Regions from separate parts of the Homo sapiens genome. Here region 2 is linked to region 1. The links are chromatin loops, found by intact Hi-C in ENCODE. Cell type or tissue: endothelial cell of umbilical vein. All regions are shown on one strand. Each heading gives the region's core, and the rest is flanking DNA. Links, peaks and the distances in the headings are about the cores only.

The links. Hi-C counts contacts between places; a loop is a spot of excess contacts. Peaks named below come from ENCODE experiments on the same cell type or tissue, not always from the same donor. Only the 100,000 strongest peaks of a DNase experiment are listed, where the experiment ranks them.
Region 2: a loop joins it to region 1, with 17 times the contacts of the local background. A loop is called at or near these places in 2 of 110 quality-filtered maps.

Annotation. Positions count from the first base shown.
Region 1 is chr5:88,885,008-88,895,319 of GRCh38, reverse strand. All of the region lies in intron 1 of MEF2C-AS1 (MEF2C antisense RNA 1), which reads right to left. It also overlaps a transcript of MEF2C not described here. Among named protein-coding and RNA genes, the nearest start is that of MEF2C-AS1, 6.8 kb to the right of the region's middle. RefSeq lists enhancers at 4,912-5,446, 5,661-5,860, 5,447-5,983. In endothelial cell of umbilical vein, for the core only: no CTCF peak of the experiment used is centred there; a DNase peak (open chromatin) is centred at 5,729; H3K4me3 peaks cover 1,343 bases; H3K27ac peaks cover 695 bases.
Region 2 is chr5:90,156,377-90,166,688 of GRCh38, reverse strand. It overlaps LINC01339 (long intergenic non-protein coding RNA 1339), which reads left to right. Exons shown (of 6, transcript NR_120601.1): 5 at 6,100-6,160; 6 at 8,170-8,350. Among named protein-coding and RNA genes, the nearest start is that of LINC01339, 130 kb to the left of the region's middle. In endothelial cell of umbilical vein, for the core only: a CTCF peak has its summit at 5,023 (motif pointing right); a DNase peak (open chromatin) is centred at 5,068.

The DNA.
Region 1 (10,312 bases), core at 894-8,893:
TAGTTAGCAGTCCAACATGTAAGACTTCTTGATATAATACATATTAACTGAATAAACATACGACCATAAATGTTTATATTTACTTTATATATCAAATACTTTACATAAAATAACTGTTTGGAAGCATGAAACTGACAGAAAAGAAAACATCTTTTAAAATATCATTACATAACTACAACATTGAGATGTTTTCCAGGAATATGGGGTATTTCTTGAAAGTGAAATGGTATATAATAGCTAACATTTATTGAGAATTTTCTATATGCGAGGCACTAAGTGGCCACAGAAGTACAATTTCATGTGCTTCTCTCGGCAAAATCATTATCATGGGTAGTTCCTGCCACCTTCCCCATTTTACAAAAAGGGCATTTAGAAAATTAAGGTCAAAACAATTATTTAGTGTCTAAACGTGGATTCTGCTCCAGAGTTTCCTAGTTACCCTCCGCTGCCCATTTTATACTCTTTGAAAAGAACATTTCCCATGCTGTTTATACATGATCTATAACTATTAATTTAGTGAAAATGACTTTTTTAAAAAAATACCAGACCTTTTACGAGTGTTACTTGTCAAAACTGTCTCCTTAAAGGTTATAAAATCATATCAAAAATACTTTGAAATTCCTCTTTTATATCTTCAATTAGTGTCAATTTATGAGACAAATATCAAATAATCTAATGCTTTATACTCAAATCTTAGTTTTCATCCTGTTTACTACATTTGGCTTGGATTTACTTTTGGAAAAAATTCATCCTTAATGATAAGGATTTGCCAACAATCAGGCCAGTTTTAAGACTGTGTAGCAAATCCCTGAGGAGATTTCTAAATAGACTTGAGCAAAGACAACATTACTGAAATAAATGAATAGTCTTCTAAAGTGTCTACCTTAAAGAGGATGACATGCCTTTAGATATGTATTTCTGAAATATTTTCTGGTGGGACAAAAATATCTATTATATTATCACTATAAGTGAACAAACGTTATGAATACAAGGAAGCAGTATAGCATCATAGCTAAGGGTAGAGTATTGGAAACAAACACATTGGTTTTATGTCGTTTGGCACTTAGGAACTATGTGGCCCTGGGCAGGTCATGTCAGCACTCACAGCTTTAGTGTGTAAAATCTTAAAATGGGGACAATAATAGTACATGTCTAAAAGGTTGTTCTTTGAATAAAAGGAAACAAAAGTTTATAAAGCAATTAATACAGAGCCTGACAAATAGTATGTGGCCATTAAATGTTAGGTACTTCAAATATTCATTTCAACCCACATTCTAATAAGATAGTATTATTTTTGCATATATACTCCAGATATCATTGTATTATGACTAAGAACATTACTGATTTAAAAGATTTAACTACACATTTAGTATAAATGAATAAATAAGTAATAGTCCGTAGGAAATCTGGCCTTTTGTTTGAGTCTTTGACTCAATCAGTACTTTGGTGAAACAAACTGGTTTTAATCACTCACTTAAATTTAAAAGTTTTATTGAGTTTTACTTTTAATTCTCACCATATTACAAAATAATTTAGAAACTCCTCCCAGTGAAAATTCTGTTTCTTCCTAAGAAATTAGAATATTGATATAATTATGTGCCTCCTTGTTCCACAATTTCTATAAAATTACGTATTGAAAGCATATAGATCTATGCATGATCTTACCTTCTTGAAAACATAACATTTTCTATTATATTGCTTGGTTTAAAATTTAGGATTATAAATAAAATATTTTATAAATAATTTTGTAAGATCCAGATAAGTAGAACATAGTCATTTAAAAAATTACCTAGAAATGGCTTGGTACAGTAGCTCAAGCCTGTAATCCCAGCACTTTGGGAGGCCAAAGTGGGCGGATTACCTCAGGTCAGGAGTTCAAGACCAACCTGGCCAACATGTTGAAACCCCATCTCTATGGGAGGCAGAGGTTGCAGTGAGCCAAGATCACACCACTGCACTCCAGCCTGGGCAACAGAGCAAGACTCCATAAAAAAAAAAAAGAAAAGAAAGAAAAAGAAAAATACCTAGAAAGATAGAATAATGTACATTTTGCCATGCGGTAGCTCTTTTCCTTCTTTTCTAAACTCTTCTGTCTTAACTTGGGGTCTTCACTTAATAACTAGTGTTAGCGTGAATATCAGATATAAAATTTTTATTGACATTCTCTAAGTCTGTTTTTTTCTGTAATACATACTTAATCATAAAATCAGTATAAATCATAAACATCTCAGGTGGGACTTTATTAGAACCAAAAATGCAAAATGACTATGCTTCTGTTTTTCAAGAAATGGTACAGTCCCCTAACACAGCTGTAGTGTTGATCATATGTCTAACAGAACTACTTCTAGGTCCTCTTGAACAGAACGCTCCATTAGGCATTCTGTGGGCTACCCCTTCCCAGCAGGCTTTTGCCCAACCCAGTTGCCATAGACGGCCATCAGACACTTGGAATGACATCAGGAGACAATCTGAGCGGACTCTGACCTAAAGAATTCAAGCTAGGGGGAGACTGAAGATATCAATGTCATCTTGGCTGACAATAGCATTCCAAAGGTCAACCAGGGTGAAAAGAGGATAGACTCTGAGTTTTCAGTGCCTTTTCAGCAACCAAGTGGCTAACAAGTATAATAAAGCATCCCCCCAAAAAAGAAAAAATATCCTAGAGGCATGATGTCAGTGAAAGGGAAATAAGGCAACCTGTACACTTAAGTCATGGTATTTTAAAACATTTTACCTCTTCCAAGGTAAATCTCATCCTGAACCAATTCCCACCTCTCGGATGACCTACTTCTTTCTGCTGTGATAACCCCAGTATAGGTGAATAAAGAACTTAATGGTATAGAAGTGGAAATTCTTTGCATTAGATTAAGAATGGCTAATTTTTACCGCAGTTTGTCACTTTTCCAGCCCTGTGCTTTATGCTGAATAGCTCATTTAATCCTTAAACAAAGTTTTGAGGATAGCACATTTTGTTCCACATTTTACAAATGAGGAAACTGAGGCAAAGGGAGATTTAAACCATATGCATAATCAAACAGTTACCATGTGATACAGCCAATTGGCTGTTGGCCACACAGCTTCTTCCAAGTCAGACCAGCCTTCTCGGTTGTCAGCCATGGAGAAGGTGAGGCCTTCTTCCATGTCTACAAGCACCTGAAGAAGTGAAACATTTTCTCTAAGGATACTGGATTTTAGGGAGAATGGGAAGAATGCTGAACCACACGCAAATGGTAAATTAAGAAGAGCAATAAAGACAATAATTCAAATAAAAATGTAAATCTACACTTTTAAAATAATTTATTGTTATTAATTTAAAATTATTTAATATTCATAAGTACTCTTATTTGGACACTTCGGGGATCCTTAACTAAGTGTTAAGTTAAAAGGTAACTACTATAAAAGAGCAGAATTAATACCAACAGTTCACTCCTAATTAACAATAAGATATATAGAATACAAACATGGCATTAAAAACAAAACAAACCCAAAAGACAGAACAAAACAAAACAATAAAACTAATAAGAAAGCTTATGCTTTGTCTAAATCTTTATGATGTATTCTGTTGCCTTATATGTTTCAGATAGTGTAATTTGTAATAATGTTTTGTTTGGGCCGGGTGCAGTGGTTCACGCCTGTAATCCCAGTACTTTGGGTGGCCGAGACAGGCAGATCACGAGGTCAGGAGATCGAGACCATCCTGGCTAACATGGTGAAACCCCGTCTCTACTAAAAATACAAAAAAAGAAAATATTAGCTGGGCGTGGTGGTGGACGCCTGTAGTCCCAGCTACTCGGGAGGCTGAGGCAGGAGAATGGCATGAACCCAGGAGGTGGAGCTTTCAGTGAGCCGAGCCAAGATCGCACCACTGCACTCAAGCCTGGGCGACAGAGCGAGACTGCGTCTCAAAAAAAAAAAAAAAAAAAAAAGGTTGGTTGGTTATTAACATTTCTGAGCCAATTCCATCCTAGTTATATCATAATCAATGTCTCCGATATCTTTATCAAATTTGAGAAAGATTATGCTTTGCTAAAAATTTTCACTTTAGGTGACACCTTTCCTCCCTGACCTTAAGAATGCTTTTTAGCTCTTTAAGAGGATAATCCCATTTCCTCAGAATTTTTAAAGTAGAATGAAGCACAGTGTTATCCCAATTAGCCTCTTAGAAAAGGCATTATATGAATCTATGACACTACCAATAATACATTTTTAGTTTGGGAGATAGTATTATTCCCCATGCTCCTCATTCTTTGTTAAATGGAATTTCTTCCTGGAGGAATACTTAGCAGTATTTTTTCTTGTAAAAGGGTACTCTTGCCTAAAATTTTCAGTCAAGTTGACTTTCTGTAAGATGAATTTGCCTAGAAAGATGTCCTTGTCTGGCACAAAGTATACTGGACCCTGTTAGGGGACCTTATCTTCTTTCCAAATTTATGACATAACTTTGGGGGCATCACTTAACTTCTCTGGGCCTGATTTCTCTTGCCTATAAAAAAATTAGGTGTCTGGGTGAAGTGTTCCCCAAGGTCTCTTTCAGCAGGAAGATACTGAAAGTCTGACTTTAAAGCTTCTCACACTAGTGCCAAGTAACAGAAACTCCAAGAGTGTCCTAAAATGTGGCTGGTATCAGTCATAAAGTAATTTCTTTCTTTCTTTCTTTTTTTAACCAGCATTCATTTTGAACTCTATAGCAGTATTCTCCAGCAGAACTTTATGCAGTGATGGAAACGTTTGACATGTCGCTGTCCAGTAAGGGAGCCACTAGCCACATGTGGCTATTGAGCACTTGAAATATGGCCAGTGGAACTGAGGGACAGAATTTATTTTTATTTTATCTTATTTTAATTAATTTAAATAGCTACCATCTTGGTAGCCGCTAAATGTTTCAAGAACATGATAACATAAACGTTTTTACACCTTCGATGTAATTGAGTATTCCACAATGCCAGACAGGTCAAAGAACAGCACAGATATCTGCATTTAGTGACAGCATTTTTGTAAGACATCCCAGAACCGTTCCCCTGTGTTAACAAATAAAGGGGGTACAAGGGGAAAGGAAGTTTTCTGTTTTGTCTTTAAAGTGTGTGTTTTATCCTGAATACCCTACTTCTTGCTTTACTTTGTGGCTTTTTCCTAGCCAAAACTCGCACACGCGTTAGCTTAATAGAGCTATGAGTTGGCTTTTGTTTTTTGAAATATAATTCCTTAGATGCTGAGAGCTCAGACTATAAAATCCAGTTTGGGGCCCGTGTTCTTTCCTATTGGTCTGTCAGGTGAAAAACTCCGGCTGGCCAGAGTGGGACAGGGGCGGCGGCTAGACCTGCAGAGCCCCTCTTGCTCTCCCAGGTTTGCAAAATGGTTGGAGCGCTTCGGGCAGCCTGCGTCACCAGACGTGGACCGTGTGCCAGCGCTTTGTGCACTGTTAAAGGGTGGGTTCATTTTACTTGGCCCCTGGTATTTTCGTGGGTCGCTCTGAGCCCATCCCGAGCTCTTTTGGATCGCATTTCTCCAGCCCAGGATCCCAAAACCAGACCAGCAGGACAACTACCCCGGCACTGCCACCGCCCGTTTCCACAGTCCACCCACAGCCGTTGCGCCCTCCTCCATTCCCCAGAGCCCATCACGCACCCTCTTTACCAACAAACCACCGGACGCTTTTCCCCCAGCCGTGACTTCCACAACCCCCAACTAAATACAAGTCGGCACACCCCCTTCCTTCCCCGCGCCAAACCAGCGTGGCCGCCCACTCGTCGCACCCAGGTCCAGCAGGTCCAGCAGGTCCCCAGGAGGGCCCAGAGCCTGCCTCCTGCTCGCCCGTGGCGCACGCACGTGGCGCACTCACCCCCTACCAGCAGCCTCCGAGCTCTAGAAACACTCCAAGGAAGGAACCCCCGCCCCTTCAGCTCCGTCGGCCGGGAGAAAAGGGGGGGGGGAAGGGGGGGGAAGCAGAGACGGGCAGAGAGAAGAGTATATAGGTGATGAGAGCAGTGTTGGAGGGGAGGATCGGCAATAATTGGATGGCGTTGCAGCTGTTGCGCCTCTGCTGAACGCCCAGCCAGAGCGGATTCACTTTTCACACAAATCAACCGGAGGGATTGTTGCTGCCTGCAATCAATAACTCAGCGGAGTGAGTTGCTCAAACTAGAGGCGTCCCTCGTCTGGGTCTTTGAGGGCCGTCCGGATTGAGTCCCAGCGCTCTGCTTTCCAAACAAAGAAGTGGGCACCAAAACGCAGGACGAGATTTTTAATCCCCACTTCCACCACAACCCCGGGTAAAGATTTTTTAAAATGAAAAAGCACACACATAGTAAGGTATCTAGAAGAAACAGTTAAAAGGGGAAGTGTGAAAATCCATTCCTTGAATTGAAGGTTTCTGTGATATTTCAAGAAATGGGATAGAATCAATGTTCTGATGAACAACATTTAACAATTTTGTAAGTAAAGGTAAAGTCGCATTAAATTTATTCATGCATGTGGTTATTTTTGAATCAGCCACACACTTGCAAGCAAATTACTGATCAAGCCTTATTTGGACATACTGATTACAGGAAAAGAAAGAAATGTATCATAATTTGTAGTGTCGTTTAAAAAAAAAAAAAAAACCTTACCATACCTTTCAGATGTTATTTCATGAAGATTGCATTTCTATAAGGTGAATAGGCCCTGGGAGATGTGTATTATGATTCTCACTTAATAGACTGTAAAATGAAGCACAACTGGAAGAAAGAGAACTCACCAAATCACTTGGTAGTGACTACAAGACCAAGTTTGGACTCACTCACTGTGGGCCTAAGCCTAAAAACCTAAACTCAACTAACACCCATAAAGTAAAACTGGCCAAAATTTTTCATTTCTCTTTGACTCTGAAGCAACTTAAAAATAAACCTCAGAGATGTCAACCCAAATATAGAGGCTTTATAAATGATTCTTCACTATGCAAAGTCCTCCTGCTATTACAAATGGGAAAAGAGATATTGACCATCCTGGTCTGATGTGTCTCAAGGCTGGTTCTCTTTCTGGGACTAGCCTCAGTCTGAAGCCAAGGAAAGGTTCATTTGTGTGCACAAAGTCATGGAAAGCCAGACTAAAACAGAAATCAGAACACAGGAGCATTTGTCTGTGCTCAGTATAGTTAAACACTGCTTGGAAAAATAAGGTATTATTGGTAATAGAATTTATAAACCGTACTGAATACACATCACTAATCCCAAAGTATTTTAAATTGGCCTTTAGGCAATGCATAAAATAAGCCCTTTCAGTAACCTCAACTGCATTGCAAACATTTCCCGATTTGACAAATTGTGTTAGCTTCGGATATAATGGATTTGACATTCTTCTGTAATTCTCTATCAGATATAAAACTGAAGGTACAGAAATACAGATAAACATAGAATCCTTAGATATGTGTAAACCTTGTCTTGAAATAACAAATCCTTTGTATATTGCAAATTCTCAATCACAGACATTCCACATGCTGTATATTCTTCTTGGGTTAATGCTGCACCTAGTGAATTTTTGAAATTTAGATATTTGGCACTATTTATGTTAAAGATTATTATCACAATGCATGACAATTTCAGTTGTCTTATATTCAAAACACTTTGGTTTAAAATCAGAATATTGTTACTTCAGATTAGAAGTTTTAGAAATAAATCTATTTGAAAGTATTTTCATATCAGCATTAACAAAATACTATATACTGTTTTGCACTTCCACATTTGAAGGTGCCAAAGAAGAGTTGCAAACTGTGAAGTAACTTCTATGAAGAGATGAAGTAAAGAACGGAAGGCAAATGATTGTGGCAGTAAAGAAGTGTATGTGGTGAGTGCTCACATTTGTTTTTATCATTTACCACAGAGTTACCATAAAGGTAAAACTGCCAAACTCCTTGGCCTTAGGTATTTACAGAATAGACGTGTATAACAATAATAAAGAGTTAAATGACCACCATACACTTTATATTATAAGCAATGACATATCATTTTGCTTAAAGATCATGTCATCTTTCAGGGCCTACTTTTGCAAGTACTGTATCTTATAAAATTAATCTATTTCATGGGAAGTCCTGTGTATCATCAATACTATAATTAGACAAAGATTAAAATATGTAATGCTATTGGAATTTGTGTTTCACTGCTTTTTAGATTTTTCTAAACCACCATGTTCACTTATCATGTTTGTGTTAAAAGTATTCTGGCTGAGGAACAAATACTATACAGTTGAATAATCTTAAGGGGTACATTAATCTATAGCCTTTCTTCATCTCAGGGTGGGTTGCTGTGGCAACCGCCCCAGTTCACTTTAAAATAATTTTTAAAGCTCACTTCAAGAGCTACACCCAGCGTGGGCCAGGCTTAAAAGCAGGCAGACCCAGTGCACAGGGCTTTAGTGGACCGCTGCTTTAATGTAGGGAAGTAGTGAAGAGAGGAGGTTGGAGTAAGATGGTATGCAGCTCTGAACAGAAATTGCAATATTAGCTTTCCCTGGAGTTAAAATCCCGAGGAGCATGCTCTCTGTAACTTCTATGACACTTTAATTAAATATATTGCTAAACATAATTCTTTTGAGGGAAAAACAAGTGACTCTATATTTACATTAACAATAAAGCATTTACAACTTAATGTAGGAGAAATATTTGGTGATTAGAAAAAAATAAAAGCTGGTACAGTAGTACATCAATCCCAGACATAATTTTCTTTTAAAGGAATTGTCACCTATTATTTAACTGGATAGACCCTACCTTCCAATTGGTTTAAAGGGTAGAAACATTTTCTGTTTTCCAATGATAGAACTGGAATAGGTTACAGAACTCATTTAACACATAAGCGAACTGAAGCCTAGAAAGGACAAATCCCTTAGTAAGGCACAAATTTTGAACTAGATAGAGAATCCAGGTCTCCTGACACCTAGTACAAGCTCCTCCCTACATGAGAAAATAGTCTGATCCTAACCAAGTATCATTAGATGGCAAGGATCAGGATGATTTTAAAGAAAAAACAAAAACAGAAACAGAAACCAAAAGTCCAGAAGTATTTAAAGAATACAAAGCACACTCTGGATTAACTACTTTGTGGATTACTCATGAATAATTTTAAATCTCAGGTGATTTTCTAATGTATATTTCTTCATATCTCTTCTGCTTCAACTGTAAAGGCTCATGGGAAGAAAACTAATGGTAATATTAACTTAGGTCACACATAATTAAGAAGCTAAATCTGCTGAGGGGAAAATCCTGTATTTTAAAAGGCCAACTGTGATACATTCCAGATCCAAATTATTTTCAAATTATCCAGTGTGGGGTTATACTTATTTTTGAATGCTTGCAGTATCATTAATAATTATGGGTTTGTTATAATGGGTATTATTAAATAATTATTTAAAATATGAAAAGGTAAAATAAAATAATTTCTTTTTGAAAGAACATCTAAAACTGAAGTGTACTGTGGTAAACAGAAATACCCTCTATAATTCATTAAAAACAGCAGGGCTGAAATTCATGTATTGGCTATGTGTTTGCTCATGTCAAATAGACTGTTGTAACTCACTGCATTAATTTTAGGTATTATGGCAATAAACTTAGATGGTCCTTCAAATGCTTTGCTTTTTCAGGACCTTCGTGAATCTTGAAGAAAATTAATTTTATTTTTACCACCATATATAGACATATCTTAGTATTCGAAATATCTTTGCCCTTTAAATTTTTGGATTTTCAGAGAAGTTGTACTTTGAATGGAAACCTGATACAGATGTTCTCTGCCATATTATTAAAATGAATTCATGGTAATGGCAAACTCAACATTTGAAAAACCGGCAAACAAAATACATTGTAAATACTAATCTGCAAGAAATACTACTATTTCAGATGGTTTTTGCTTTGTGACAGTTTGTGATGCATTCCTATAATAAAAGGGAGGGAATGGTCTTAGTTTTGCTGATAGTCACAATGATGAGCTGGAACTTGAAGATTGTTCAGATCTAGTTGTACTTGCCTATAAAATAAACCTTCCCCTTTCAAGTGAAGCCTTGGGACAGTTGCCTAAATGTTGAGGCCACTCTTCTGAGAGAAGCTACTCACATCAAATACCTCCTACATTGAAGCAGGAGGCTTTTTGAACCATACTGTCCTCATATATTAAAATAGTCATCTGGAGGCATATTGCTGAACTTAACAGGAAATACAACTAGTCATTGGGTTAAACGTAGTGCTAAAAGGAATTTTCTAAAGTGAGGAAATCTTTAGTTAGCTAGATATTTCAATATACTATTGTCTAATCTCATATATTCCATGTTCTATTAATTTTCCCTTCTTGCTTTC
Region 2 (10,312 bases), core at 681-8,680, 1.3 Mb before region 1:
GTGGGTCTCTCCTGAAGAATTTCATTCTTTGGTTTATACATATACCCTCCATGGTATGACATTTTGATCAAATGAAAGATCTAAGAAATACACAATGAAGCAATTGCAGGATGATGTAAAATGGAATAGGGCTAAACATCAGAATACATGGCAAGCACAGCAATTGCTGTCAGAATTCACAGAAGTGGGTTATTGTTGAGGGTAAATTTGATATGGGAAGTGTTCCAGGAGTCTTTGGGACTTGGGTTAGGCTTTGAAGGTTGGACAGGATTTACATTGACAGACAGAAGAATTTGTGCATCACAGACACTGGGTGCACGTGTGTTTAAATAGTGTGAGCAAAACCTCAGAGATAGAGCCAGCTTGGAATGTTGCTGGGGGGTGTACTTGACGGGGATGGAGGACTTTAGGGAGAGGATGGGGGACAAATTTGGACAGGTAGAATGGGGACCATCCTGGGGCATTTATTTTGAGAGCTTTTGGAAATTTCAAACAAACTTTTCTTCTGTATCTGCAATAACAGCATAACCGACAAAATCTGATGTAGGGTGGTACTCACTGTTCTCAAAACAAGTTTCACCAAAAGAGCATTGCAGGAAAAAAATCTGTTTACTGAGAGAGCAAGGAAACCAAAGTGTATTTGTGAGAGCTATGTCCTCTGAAAGTGAGCAAGGACTTGTGCAAAAATAAAAGTAGCTCTTCTTTGTGAGTGATGTGCATAAAAAATGAGTTACTAAGAAACCTGAGTTAATGCTTGTGGACATTGAATGGCATGGACTTACATGGCTCAGAGCATCTCACAATGCTGAGCAATTGGCAATGTCTGCATCAGAAACTGGCCACACTTACAAGAGGTAGGACTCGACTATTGACTTTTACAAACTATTGATCTTAAATTATCATAGGCTGATTTTATAGATACAAAGAATGTTGGCAAGGGTGCTTCTAGAGTTTCAGATTATCTTAACTATATATAATTAGCTCTGAAAGACTGTGAGTGAGGGTGGGTTATGATTTTTAAGTCCTTTTCTTTTTTAAAAAATCTGGTTGCTTTTCATCTGCTTTGAATTCTCCCACTTGAAAATTTAGGTTCATAAAATTCCAAAAGAGACTGAAAAAGCTAAGTTTCAATTAAAAAAAGAAAACATAAATGTTACTTCCAAACTTTACCTAAGATATTGCTTTTAAGAATGATCTGGCACTAAACTGACTGCAGAAGGTTATTTATTCAAACCCTGCCTTGTTCCAAAGATAGCTATTAAGGCATTGTTCATCACTGGGGAACCTTCTTGGAGGCACACACACACACACACACACACACACACACACACACACACACTTTTTTCTCCAATAGCTCATTATATTTAATGACCCCCAACATGGAGATAATTTATTAGATTATAAAGATTGAAAGCTGGAAAATTTGGGGGGAAAGGCAAACTTTATCTATTTTTTATCTTTCTATGGTGAGAAGTTGGGAAAGAAAGGAAGGCAGAATATTTGTTGCATCTCTGTCTGTGAACAGTGATGATTTGGTAGCAAGGTCAGCTACCTCATTGCCGGCATCCTTAGTCAACAGTGAAGAGGCAATGGCTGGTTCTCACATGAGGATGGCTGTCTCCCTTATGTTGTTGAGAATACCAGAAGAATCATTACTGCACATGCTTAGGTGTGTGTGGCCAAAAGAGCTCTGGCCTTGGATCAGCCAACCTGGGCTGCATTCCCTAGCTGTGTGACCTTGGATGAGTCACATAGATTCTCTGTGCCTCAGTTTCTCTTCTCTTCACTGAGGCTGCTTCTCTCAGAGGCCCCTTCTCTACTGGAATGCCTTATTTTATCCACTAAATCTGTGCTTCTGAAATTCTTTGAAATCTCCTCTTTCATCTTAAAAACTAATAAAATTTTGTACTCATTTGTGTATGTTTGAATATAAAAATAACATTTTAAATTAACAGTGAGTCCGGTGGATGCTCTGGTAACATGTGCCTCCCCTATCCTGTGGCTTCTCTAATCCCCTGGCATAGAACAGCATAACCCTGAAGGCACTTCAGTTTGAGGATCAGGGGATTAAGCATGGTGAGGTAATCGCTGATTTTATCAATCAGAATAGGGTGGGTTAAACTGTGTTAAGAAATAATTCCAAGAGTTCAGTGGCTTAAAATAACAAAGGCTTGTTTCTTCTTCATATTAAATCGCCCCCACTGGTCATTTGGAGAGCTTGGCTTCTTTCACTCAGGACCTTTGCAGAGCAAGTCTCTGTCTCTGTTTTCGTCATGATCTGTGATGAGCAAGGTAGGACAATGGAGACGCAGTGGCTCATTCTCTGGCTCTTAAGTCACTCACATTTCATTGGCTAAAACAAGCCAAGGCTATCCCTAATTGCGATGAAGAATAGGAGAATGCAATTCTATAAAGTTCCAGAAGATGGAGAGCCAGAAAAATTTGGTGAACAGTACTAATAACTACCACATCAGCTGAGGTCAAGAATAGGGTAGAAAGAGGTGCCTTGAACGCAGGGTTGTCTTGGAGGTGTCATCTGAAGATGACCAACTACCCCTGAGTCTCTTCACAAAGGGAACACACACAATGAACTCATGGCTAATTTGTGTTTCCCTTTACTATTCACACACACTTTGTGTCACAGTATCTTTCTCCAAAGACAGTATGGGATTCTGGATTACATTAGAATCACATGCTAGTCCTGCTTCCCTGAGATCACTTCTGGAAACTACCTTGATTGGAGTTCTGGATTTTTTAGAATCTTTTGGCTGCACCTCACAGACAGTTTCCTGCTCGGCTTTCTCTCACACCTGGTGAAGCACAGCTATTGTCTCTAAGTTCCACTGGTTTACAAAGCTGCCTTATCTTCAACTTCTTAGGAGGTGCTTCATTATCAAACAAAGAGGACAGACCCCTTCTTTTGATGCTAATGTTGTTATCAGGAAGGAGACAAGGTAGCTGTACAGGAGAGAGGGCCCTGAAAACACACACAACCGCTTTAGGGGCTCACTGTAGCCAGTCTGCGTAGAATCTTTTCAGTTGCCCTGGGTCTCTAACTCTGCTTTTGTTATAGTCAAGTGCTGTAACAGTTCTGTACTTCTTCCCTCCATCTGCAGCATGTCTGGTGACCATTAGGGAACATTTTCTGCATTTATCTTTTGTAACAGAGTGCCAGGCACTACAGAAAATCTGAGGTAAACTAAATTATTTCTATTTTTTGAGGCTTCTGGAGTATTAAAATAAGTAATACCAAAAGAGCATCATAGAAACTGATGAATTTTAAGTTGTTGGATGAAATGCTTCTTTTAAAAACTCTTGCCAGTACGTCTATGAAAATTGAGGTATAACCTTATTTGGAGATGTCATCAAAAATCTAAATTTGAGGCCTGTTTTAAATATGAGGCTTATGCCAAATGGTCCTCTTGGGTCCCCCTTCCTCACTCTTCCTGTGATAGGTCCTGAAAGTAAGTGTAAGACGTTCTGTTTGCCCTTGAGACACTCAAAATCTATTTGGGGAGTCAGTATTAAAAATATAATACAGAGGCTAATACAGGTAAGTATATAATAAAGTGCTAAGTTGGCAGCAGATACTACAGGTATTTTTAAGAGCTCAGAGAAAGGAGGGATTACTGTGGCTAGTTGAGTCAGGAGTAGTTTTGTGGAAGAGATGGGGAAATTGATACAGGACAAAAGGATTTTAGGAACAATACCACCAACAAAAGATGTTGACTTCCTTCTATCAATTTACATTCAAATAAAACTGGCTCTACTTTATGAGTTTCCACTTGTTGGTCCAGTCTCCATTCTCAGCCTGGATCAGAACTTTTCTGAATCCTATATAATTTAAGCCCTGTGTTGCTAATCTTTTGAATTAAGTTAATATGTGAACCACTAGCCACCAGGGATGCAGATTTGAGAGCAAACAATGGACTCTGCTCCCTCTTTCCTTTGAGGCCAGGAGGGAGCTAATAGCTTTCCTTGCTGGGCATGCAGAACCAGGAGGGGGATGAGCAGCATGGATGCTGAGTTGATGCAGGCAAGCCTTCTGGAAGGGCTTCTGAAGCTGCCCTGTCTTTGAAGTGAGTGAGAATACCTCACGTGGAGCTATCCCGAGGATTGACAGGACCAGACCCACAAAATTTTCTAGCTGTAGTGGGGCCGTGAGCATCCCCTACAGCTTCCCCTTTGGACAGCAGAAGCCTTGAGAGCACACCCCATGGAGCCACCAAGTCTGCAAGAGCAGCGGGGAGCAGTTACCACCAATTGAATTCTACTCCCTGCTGTGGTGCTGAGTGGAGGGGGCTTCTCATCAGATGGAACTTTCATTCCTTCTAAGAGGATATATATATATGTATAGTTTTTCCTCTTAAAACCAAAGTTGGAATATTTATTTGAAAATGAATTCCTAGACTCTGGTTTTAGTTAAAAATTTCCATAGGGAACAATAGAACTATAGTACATTTCTAATTTAAAACTTTGCATTGTTGATGAAGTTTTGAAAATAGCAGAAGTAGGCAACCCAAACATCTGTTACTTTAATTTTTTTTCCTCCCTCAACTTGTAGCAAACTTGTGGCACTAGTCTTGGAATGTGGGCACTGTCTCTGATCAGTATTTTAGGGAGTTTTGGAATGCACAAGAAAATATAGATAAGATTCTTTGCTTAAAATTTATAATGCATTGCAGATTGCACTGTGGGTTTCTGAAACAACGAAAAGTCATGGTGGGTTTTAAAGCAGTTTAGAGGAATAGCTCAGATCTTTGATGCAGGGCACTTAAATTAATGCTAGTCACAACATAAAGCTCAAGTTCAAAATTTATGTCTCCCTCTGATTACCACACATCAACCTACTTGAAATGGAGATGAAATTGCATTTCTCTGGGGGAAACATGGTGCTATTTTGATGATCAAATGTATTGGGAACAGAGGTTCTTGTTAGCCACGTTGTGTGTGGTGTGGGGAAGTTTCAGGCAACTTGGCGCTGGACCAGTGGGTGGAGGTGGAGCAGGGTGGCCATTACAATTAGAGCCTCTGGTGAGGAAGAGGGGGCGCCAAACTCTTAGTTTTCATTGAGCTGGGTTACAGAATGCACTAGCTGCCTGGGCCATGGCTTCTGTGTCACTGGGAACAGGCAGCTCACTGTGTAGGTCCAGGAAATCTGCAGCGTCACAGCTTATCCTTCTAGAGGAAGCATTGGTCAAGGATTTACATTCTGGAATAAAGCCCTGTATTTCACCATTATTATTATTGTTATTACTATTTTCTGGCAAAAACTTCTTAAAATGAATGTGAAATTGAGATGATCATTATGTAACCAAAGTGCTATCGCAATATAACCTGCCAAGAAGTTATCATTCTGCTCAAAATATTAAAGGTCATTTTCATCCCCTTTTAAAATGTCCTTCTGACCCTGCCACCCTGCGTTGGGCAGGCTGCAGCCTGGCAGGTATAGGGCTGGGAGGCCACACCGAGATGGTAGTGTTCTTTGATCACCTGCCATGAGGTACTGGGCAGATCTAGTTGGGAATGAAAGATGACCAGGTAAGCTGGCTTGGTCTGGCACTATTTCTAAAGGAGAAGCTATAGAGGTATTGGTGTTTGCAGTTAGATGGCTCCTGCCAAGATGCTTTCTGTGCTGACTAGGTTCACTTCTTTTCAGGGCTCTGTCTCTTGGGCAGACCTTTAGGTCTTAAGCAGACAAGTCTGCTTGGCTCCTTCAGCTTCACAATGGGCCCTGTTTTTTCACAGTGAGACATTTTCTCTTGATAAAGTGAGTGTTGATCTTCCTGGGAAGAGCAATGGAGGGAATGTAGGTTCTAATAGGTTCTGGACATTCTTCCCACTTCAAAAAAATGAACTTCTTTTTCTCAATTCCTAGGGCCTGGAGTTTTTTCCTATGTACTTCTCTTATGAAATAATAAGCTTCCAATAGGTGTGCATTATATTTCTAAGGCAGAATTAAAAACCAGATATCTATTAGTTTGGAAATCCAGGGTCTGGCTGTTATAATGACTAACCTGTTTTTATCTCTGCAGAAATTACTGTTTAATATTATATCATGTTGAATTTTTCCCAATGGTAATCTTATGATGGCTGCAGCTACCTGTTAACTTCAACAAGCACACTGGCCTGGAGACTACATGATGGTGTATCAGTAATGGTAAGAGCATCCTTTTCCCTAGTATTACTAGGTAAGTTGCTACCTACCTGAGAAGCATCTTATATATGGATTACTAATTTAGTTCCTTATTTCTGGCTATAAAAGGCAATTGAAATATAGGCTTGCCAGAGATTAAGGAGAAAAGTTAATGGCCAGCCTCTACTTTTTCTTACTTTAGAAGTGAAAACAGTGGTTATTACTATTATTAATTACAACCAAAACAACCACAAATTTAAGCAGCCTTCCAGACAACTTAAGGAGTATTTTTAAATAATCAATTTTACTTTAAAATGTTTAATTAAAAAGTTTAGAGAAGAATTTCCAATTTTGGTCATTGCTCTTAAACAGTGATGTGACACAGTTTATCTTTTCTGCCTTTCCCTCCATGTCCTCTCCTAAGAGCAGGTGCCTCTCCATCATTGCCCATCAAAGACATTTCTGATGCTCCAGAAGGATACCCTTGAGGTCATCCTGTTCTCACCTCCAATATTCATTATGATCTCTAACATCACTATATACAACATTTTTGTATATATAGAATAATTTCTGGTGCCTTCATGTGGTTGGGGGTTTCTTTACATGAATATTTGCTCTTTATCCTTAGGCCTTCCTCTTGGCTTTGCTTTTGCAGATATATTCACACATATGATTATACTCATGTAAAATACACATGCCTATATGCATACAATTGTGTACAAATTAATGTACATGACTCTCAGTAAAATTTTGTTGAATCAATTAATAAACGTACACACACATGTGCTTGTGTGTAAAGGGTGGTTTGTTTTGCTTGTACTCTATAGATGAAGGCACTGAGAATAGTTTTCTTTTGTCCCTGAAGTTTTTATTGTATAGCTTCAAAGATTTTCCTTGCTGGATAATTTCTTTTAAGAAATTTTGATGAAAATGTGCACAGCAATTTTGACTTACTTGTAGGTGGAAAGAAGAATAATTTTTACACTTTGAAGCAATTTTGGATTTTTTCACACGTGGATAATTCTCTGAGCTTTCAAAGCAAACATTTCAAAATTTCCTTTTCTTCAGATTGAACTGGTTGAAAGTAATATTATAATGTTTGTGCCTTGCTTTTTATAATTACTTATATATGTACACTTATATTTATGTAATTAATGTTACTATACATTTCTAATTGCTAATTAGTTGCTTACTTTTTCAGTGCATTTTAAAATGCTCTGAAATCTATTCATCTATATATCTATCCTAGGGACAAAGGTAATATTCTTTTCATTTTTGAATCTCTGGGAAATTTATTTATTTGCTTTTAGCAGTGGAAAGAATTTTATTTTTTGTCTAAGTAGGCATTTATTTTGAGGTAAATATAAAACATAAAATTTTCCCCAAAGTCTATTTTCATATTACCTTTTAACTATGTGCTAGTAATGGGTACAGGGTTACTGTCACCCTCACCCCATCCATTTTACCCTAGAATGGTTGGCATTATGTGGAATTGGTCCTCTATGCAGGTGAAAGCCTGCCCATGAAGTTTACAATAGCTATGAAGCCCTATGGAGGGAATTAAAAATTCTCTCCCTTTGAAAGTGGAACATCCTCCACCAACTGGTAAAAATAAGCCTTTTTTTTTGTATTGGAAGAACTTCAGGGATTCTGAAAACTAGGAGGAAAACATACCACACAGTCTGCGAATACTGTGTTTAGGAAGGTTTGACAACAGAGGGAAAAAAGCCTGTTTCAGGACTCTCAGGCTGGGAGGTAGCTGTTTTAGTGGGGCTATTGAAATCTGAAATGACCTCTTTTTATATCTTGAAGAACTAAATCTACTGCAAAAAGGTAAGATTTTCAAGTTGTAATAATAAAGACTAAATTTTAACTTATGAGGTCTTTCAGTATACTAACTCAACTCTAATTCGATATTATTAGTAAACTGGATAATAGTTTAGAGTATACTGAATAAAAAAATGTAGTAAACAGGCAAAATATTGTTATGACATGAATCTCATGTATTGTATTCCCCTTCCTTCTCTGTATAGGATTTACAACTGCAAACATCTCAAGCAGCAGTGCCACATCCCTGCTACCTCCCTGCTTGTGCGTGTGTCCCTACATTATCCAAAATAGGGGTGGGCTAATGACGATTGCAGGCTAACTCCAGCCTACCACTTGCTTCTATAAATAAAGTCTTATTGTACACAAACATAGCCATTTATTTAAGCACTGTTTGTGGCTGCTTTTCTGTTAAACATCAGGGTCGAGTAGATGAGACAGAGAGCATGTGGTTTGCAAAGCTAAAAATATCCTTGCCCTTGTAGAAAAAGTTTGCCAACCCCTGACCTCAGATATTAATTTTCTTCAATTGATATGAATTTGCTTCACTGATGGTATCATAGAAAACTGTGATGTGTATTCCTTCTCCTGTGACTTATCTCTTTCTTTTGATAGGAAAACTAAAAGCAAAACAAGGAGACCTAAAAAATGGGGCTGGGGGAACTCCCAAAACAAAAACAACTAAAAATCCTTAAAAAATTTAAGAAGTGCTGATCAGAATCATGAAATAGGCCCATTAAAATATACTGATATTATTGAAAAATGATATTTTTGCCCAACAACATAATAAGAAAAGAATACTTAGAACACTTACATTCTCTTTCTAACTTTGCCATTCTTCAACTCAGAGATCAGCAAACCTTTCTGGTAGAGGACAAGATAGTAAATATTTTAGGCTTTGTAGGCTATATTTATTTTGTTTTATATACGACAAGTGGTGGGCCACATTTGGTGAGCAGGCCCATAATTTAACTACCTCTTCTCTAACTCAGTGGTCTTGATAGACCACAGCTTATACAGGCTGCATTTTCAGAACACTGAAATCAACATGCCTTTCGAGTTTTAATGATTTTCTATCTTGTGTGAATCAAAACCAATGTTGATAAAATCCACTACATTTTCCATGGATTGTTTTCTTACCATGTGGAAAACAGAGTCAGAACAATACAGGGGAGACAGCATTTCCTGCTGTATAAGTTTCTATTGCTGGGTAATAAATGACTTCCAAATGTAGAAGTGTAAAAACAACAAATATTTAATTTTACTCTAGTTTTGTGGGTCAGAAATTCAGGAAGAGGCTGGTTGGCCATCTTCACTTTGTGTTTCTCATTTGGTTGTAGTTAGGTGTCAGCTAGGGCTGTGGCCATTTGAAGCCTGGCATAGGCTGGTGGCCGGCAGTTGATGCTGGCTGTCAAATGGGAGCTTAGCTGGGACAGTTGGTTGGAGTGCCTATACATGGCCTCTTCATCAGGGAGGTCTTAGGGTAGGCAGACTCTTCAGATGGTGCCTGGCTTACCCCCGTGTGAACATTCTTAGAGAATAAGGTGGAAGTTGCATAACCTATTCTGATCTAGCCCAGGAAGCCTGTGCTCTGTAAGTCAAGAAGTCACAAGTTTGCCCACATTCAAGGGGAGGAGAGATAGACCCTACCTCCCAATGGAAGGGCTGTGAAATCATCTGGGGCCATATTTTAAAATTACCACACCCAGCTTTGGTGATTTTAAGTTTATAACTCAAACATGGATTTAAGAGAATTTTAAAATTCAATATTATATAATTGTACCAGCTATTGTATAATTAACCAAGATTATTAAGGGCAAGACATCATAACTAAGATCATCTCAGATATCCAATTAAACTGATAAAAAGAACAAAATAGGCTGATTTTCCAAGAAAGTAAAATAGTTGTAAGATTTCAAAAAGATCTGTTACCAAGTTTTTGTCTTAATGGGGTCACATATTTATCCCTTCTGACAGAATAACATTCATTCAGGTATAAATCAGATCTGAGTTAGTGAAAAACTTGGTTATGGAGTATATTAAGAAAAATGAATTTGTTATTTTTAAGTAACTAAAGTAGGCCATGAAAGGCATTACTAAGCAGAAGAAACCATCCATTTTTATATTCTTGCTGAGAATTTACTATATGCCGGGCACTATTCTCCATGCAGAGGGTATAGCAGTGAATAAAAGAGACAATAATCCTTCTTCTCAGAGAGACTAATTGGTTTTCCCCTCTCAGGGAAACAGATATTAAACAAAAGCCACTTCTAAGTCACACCCTGAGAAGTATTGTGAAGAAGAATAAAACAGGGCGAGGAGGATACAGAGTGGCTGAGACATTAAGGA